Regions from separate parts of the Homo sapiens genome. Here region 2 is linked to region 1. A link is a loop called in an ENCODE intact Hi-C map of the cell type or tissue named here. Cell type or tissue: ascending aorta. All regions are shown on one strand. Each heading gives the region's core, and the rest is flanking DNA. Links, peaks and the distances in the headings are about the cores only.

Region 1 (2,807 bases), core at 132-2,631:
CTATCGTCCCACTTTGGCCTCCCAAAGCGCTGGGATTACAGGTGTGAGCCACCATGCCCAACCTGTGAACTCTTGTAGACTATTCTGATGGAGCATTACAGAGGTACCTGATATAGCAGTGGTGGGCATGTTGGGTGAGTCTCATTACCTGTGCAGGTGCTGGGGACAGGTAAGCCCACTTTAATTAGAAACAAGCCTGGCCCTGGGTTGAATCTCTATCTAGCTCCTCTGAAGCCAGGGTAAGCCTTTACTCAGATGCTACATCCCACTCTGTTTGGGAGCTGAGAAGTGACCACATCAGCAAAGTCCAAGCCTTTCCTTAGCCCTACCAAGTGGGTTTCACAAAGGAGGCATTCCCGTCCAGTGAGGGAGGTTGAGCCTCCCCTCTGACTGGCATGCGGTTCCCCCAGGTTTGGGCCTTGGCTACATCTGGGAACATTGCTGCTACATACTGGAAGCATCACAAAAGCCACACTCAACAAGCATCCGCCGACTCTACCAGTTCCTTAGTTAGATTTAAAAAGGAGACCTGTGCTTCCTGTTTCCCGGCTGAGAAAGGCCGCTGTGTCTTCTTATATTCTTATTATTCCCAAAGGGCTGAGTTCTCCTCACTTTCTCCCACCTCCCCTCCGAATAAATAATTCACCACGGGGCTGAAATAAAATATGTAGTCAAAAGAGAGGGAAAGCAAGGGAGCAGAAATCCTGCAGCCTTGATTACAGTGTTAGCTTCTGCGAAGGCTGTAGTAAAGTCTGCATGGGGTGGGTGTCCCAGCAGGGGCCGGTCACTAGGAGCCCGCACTCCACGGCTCTTCCACTGTCACTCCATTTCCTCATTTTCAGCAATGACATTTCAGCCTCTGAGTGGAGGGCAGGTATTTGTCGAGGCAGCTCAGCAAATACATTTGACCTTTAGAAGAAAAAAAATAAGAGATCAGGAGACAGAAGAGAGGGGAAGAAATTCTCAGTGCATTATTTCCTTTTCTCCCTTTGGCAGAACAAGTGCTGAGAAAGAATTGCCAAGAGGCAGCGTCTGCTCCAAGTGTAGCGATTTAGTACGAATTCATGATTTCCCTTTTCCTTATTTCCCTTTTGATTAATCATGGAAAGGTCTGAATGTTTTCGTTAAAGAATTATGGCCCAGAACTTTCCTTGGCAGTCAGTTGCAACTGCTTCTAAAAAGGTTCTTGTAGTTCTTTGAGGCTGCTTCTCAGAGCGTTGGAAAATGGTGCATAACCAAAGTGACTCAGGCCTCTTTCAGGGAAACTGGGTAATATTAATTCTCCTATTTCACAGCTGCAAAACAAGAGATGAACTGAGGTTAAAGGCCCAATTCAAATAGCTCTAGCTCACGTATCATGGGGTCTGGAGATTTAAGGGGAGTACATAGGGAAGGAACAGAAAACAGACCCTGGGTTGAGGTGGCATCTCCTAAAAATTGTTATCGCACCTATTAAAGCCTTTATTTCTCACCTTATTGGTGAGCAAGCAACAGGGCAGAGATGTGCTGCTTCCCTGGTGACCACTCTTGCCACTGATGGGGCCATGGAAGAGCCACTAGACCCGGCTGGGCACAGTGGCTCGGTCCTTTAATCCCAGCGTTTTGGGAGGCTGAGGCAGGAGGATCACTTGAGCCCAGGAGTTCAGGGCTGCAGTAAGCTATGATTGCACCATTGTCCTCCAGCCTAGGTGAGAGAGTGAAACTCTGTCTCAAAAAGGAACCACTAGATCTAAAGCCAGGAGACCCTGCTCAGCCTGGCCTGGCTTCCAAGGCCTAACCTCTACTTCTCAGAGTGACTCGGGCGAGTAACTGCCCCTTCTCTCTGGACCCTCACAGTAGGGAGGGCTCAAAAGTTCTGCATGATAGTCGCTGGTCATAGCAATGTGGCACCACCTCCCCTCAGCCCTCCATAATTCACTTATGTGTTCTTGGACAGATCATGATAGCAAATACTTTTATGGCATTTACTCTGTGTCAGGCTGTACACTAAACCTTTGCATATATGCATGAATTTTTTTTTAACCTTACAACAAGTAGTGGTATTAACATTCCCATTTGCAGATGAGGACACTGAGGCACAAAGACATTGTGAAACTAACAGATTAAGAGTTTAATGCACAAAGAGATCACCTTCCCAAACTCACACTACAGTGCGGAGCTGAGCGAGGCAGCCTGGCTCCAGCGTCAGTACCTTGCCCTGATAGCTCTGTCCTCTAGCTTGATAGCTCTGTCTCCCATCTGCCCTCCTGGGAGGCTACTGGGGTCAATAGTCTTTTGTGCATCTTTTCCAAAAATGTTGCATGGCATTGATGCATATAAATAGACACAAATACAAATTGTAGCATTTATACTCTTCCTTTTTGCACCAAATACAATGACATAATTTATTTTTTTGAAACAGAGTCTCACTCCATCACCTGGGCTGGAGTGCAGTGTTGCAATCTTGGCTTACTGCAACCTGCGCCTTCCAAGTTCATGCAATTCTCCCGCCTCAGCCTCCCAAGTAGCTGGATTACAGGCACCCACACAACCATGCCCGGCTAGTTTTTGTGCGTGTGTGTGTGTGTTTTTTTAGTAGAGATGGGGTTTTGCCATGTCGGCCAGGCTGGTCTTGAACTCCTGACCTCAAGTGATCCACCTGCCTTGGCCTCCCAAAGTGCTGGGATTACAGACGTGAGCCACCACATCCAGCCAATAACATGATCCTTTTATATAAACTCATATAGAGCTGCCACATTCTTTTTAACAACTGCATAGTATATTCCGTCATATAAACCATAATGTATAAACTCACTTCCTGATGCATA
Region 2 (2,807 bases), core at 273-2,772, 170 kb after region 1:
TTATATTTTGGGACATGGATGACTTGGCAGCGATATCAACCATTTTGTTTCCAAATGTTTCTTTATTTTGGGCAGAGGAATGTCCCTGAACTTTAATAATAGCTAAAGCTCTTGGAGCTTGAATGGCATTGAGGAGTGCCAAGACATGGTCTTTGTTTTTTATTTTCTTTCCAGATGAGGTAAGGAAGCCTCTTTATTTCCAAAGCATGCCAAAATCATGAGCTACTCTCTAAAGGCATGACTACTGTTTACATAAATATTGGCTGTTTTATCTTTAGCTAAAAGACATGCCCTAGTAAAAACATGTAGTTCTGCTTGTTGGACAGATATGGCATCAGGAAAGGGACCAGACTCAATAATCTGGTTAAGAGAGACAACAAGTTTCTAGTTAGGTATTTGCCACTGGGTCCCCTCAGTTATAACCCATCAGTAAACCAGTTATAGTCTGTATTGGGTAAGGGAGCCTCCCAGAGATCTAGCCAAGGGGTGAGAAGTTGATCTGTTCAGGTAGCACAGTCATAGGGAATGTCATCTTTTGGAAGGGGAAATAAGGTGGAAGGATCCAGAAAATTACATCAGGTAAAGTCGGGAGGCTAGCAGGGAGATGTTGAGTGTGATGAGAATTGAGAAGAGCCTTGAGAGAGTAAGGAACATAAACAATGAGAGGAAACCCCATCACTATCTTTCCTGTGGCTTTTACAAGGATAAAAACAGCAGAAGCCATTTTGAGGTGAGAAGGAAGTCCTTGAGGAACATAATCTGTTGAGTATAGCATCCCATGTGTCTATTTTGTCCTCCAAGAGGTTGAGTAAAAACTCCCAGAGCATTCCCTTTGCATTCATGAGTGAACAGATTAAAAGAGAGGTTATAATTAGAGTGTCCTAAGGTTGGGGCCAAGGTAAGTTGAGTTTTTGTATTCTCAAAGGACTCCTGGGCATCAAAAGTCCATTGGATGGAATTGGGAGAGAAACTTTTAAGGAGATTACAGAGAAACTGAGACATTAAGGAAAAATTGAGAAGCCAATTTCAGCAACAGCCTGCAAGTCCCAAGAATCCAGAAAATTGTCTCTTTGGCAAAGGGGAAAGGCCAATATACATTGTAGGCACAAGGGGTCTACCTCTATTGAATTCCTAGGATACCTCCTAACCTCTAAGAGGGGCTTAGGAAATATCCCGTGAATTTGACAGAGGTCTGACAAAATTAGTTTTCTTTGGAGACTTTGTGTCCCTTAGAGGATAGATTGTGTAGTAAGTAGGTAGAGGCTGCCAAGGAGGCAAACCTCTTAGGAAGGGGAACATAAGAACAAATCATCAACATATTGAAAAAAAGAATGAATCATTGACATATTGGAGTAAAGTGGACCCTCACCAAAAAGAAATGGTAGCTAAATTGGCCCTATGGATCTGGGAGAAGTAGGTTGGGCTTGCTGCATACCCTTGGAGAAGGACAACCAAGGTGTATTGTTGGCCTTCTCAAGTTAAGGCAAAAAGGTATTGGCTGTCAGGAGCTATAGGTATACTGGAAAGGACACTACAAAGATTGATAGCTGGAAATTTCAGGGGAAGCATTAGAAAATAGGGCATAGGGATTGAGAACCACGGGTGTTGGGGATTGACTGTGTTACTGATAGCCCAGAGATCCTGAACACATTGCCATCCTGTACTGTTGGGCTTGTGGATGAGTAGGATGGGGGTATTGCAAGGACTGGTGCAGGGACAAATTTTTTTTTTGGTATAAAATCATCCATTATGGGTTGTCTGCCAGCCAGGGCCTCAGGATCTAGGGGATATCGTTTGACACTGGAGAGGGGTTTATTATGGTTAATGTGGATTTTAATTGGAGGTGCTGAATGGCTGTGACCAACATCAGTGTTGGATTGTGCCAAAGGCTATCAGGTAGCTCTTGGAAGGCAAGATGGGTAATGGTGAGGCTAACTGAATAGATGAGTATTTGGGTAAGAGCTGCTTCTGTGGCAAAAATCTCCTGGTGAATATAGTTTAAGCATTATTTCCTCCTTTTGGGAGAATAAAATATGGGCCTGGTAGGCTTCTGAGAAATCCCTTTCCAGGAGGTGTATGGGAGCTGATGGGACAAGCAAAAAGCAATGACTGATAGTGAGAGATCCTAGTTGAAATGGAAAATTGGTAGAGATTTAGGATCTGTCATAGGCTGGTTGGCTACCTTGACCATTTGGATGAATTCAGAACTCTGGGGAGAGGTCATTGAAAGCATGTCGGGGTTAAGGACAAATAGAGTAGAACAGAGTAGCCCCAGTGTCAACCAGAACTCTGACTACTTTATCATCAATTTTAATATCTAGTCCTTCTTGCTGGTTAGTTTTAAGTATGGGAAATATCCCCTGAATGTTCCCAAAGCAGGCCCAAGTAGCTTTATCGGCATTTATCTTTAGCCATTATTTACATCTGGGGTAATCCTTCTTAAAATGTTTAGTGCGTTTGTAGAAAAAGCAGGGTTTTTTAATTTTAATTTTGAGGAGAGGACATTTTGGAGGAATCCCTAATTGTTGTAGCTGAAGGGCCATTAACTTGGTAGTCTTTTCTTGACAATCTAAGGCTCAAGTGGCTGTAGATTCTTTGTCCTTTTCTAAAGTTTTGGATACTTGATTGGCGGAACAGGCTATTTCATGGGGTTGTTTTGCACCTCAATTAAAGTCATGCTGTTTTACTAGGGTATTGAGGACTTCAGAAAGATTGGCCACAAAAAAATGGAATTAAATGAATTGAGCATTTCATTATTTAAGTCTGTGATCTCTAAATTTTGTTGGAAAGTTTGTTCAAATTTAACA

What was found. A loop is a pair of places that touch in the nucleus more often than their neighbours do. Peaks named below come from ENCODE experiments on the same cell type or tissue, not always from the same donor. Only the 100,000 strongest peaks of a DNase experiment are listed, where the experiment ranks them.
Region 2: it touches region 1 in a loop (2.0-fold over the local background); 1 of 110 quality-filtered maps calls a loop at or near these places.

The regions. Positions count from the first base shown.
Region 1 is chr1:229,997,489-230,000,295 of GRCh38, reverse strand. No RefSeq gene overlaps it. Among named protein-coding and RNA genes, the nearest start is that of LINC01736, 3.8 kb to the left of the region's middle. In ascending aorta, for the core only: no CTCF peak of the experiment used is centred there; a DNase peak (open chromatin) is centred at 1,181; H3K4me3 peaks cover 576 bases; H3K27ac peaks cover 2,087 bases.
Region 2 is chr1:229,826,022-229,828,828 of GRCh38, reverse strand. No RefSeq gene overlaps it. Among named protein-coding and RNA genes, the nearest start is that of LINC01682, 58 kb to the left of the region's middle. In ascending aorta, for the core only: no CTCF peak of the experiment used is centred there; no DNase peak of the experiment used is centred there; H3K27ac peaks cover 1,231 bases.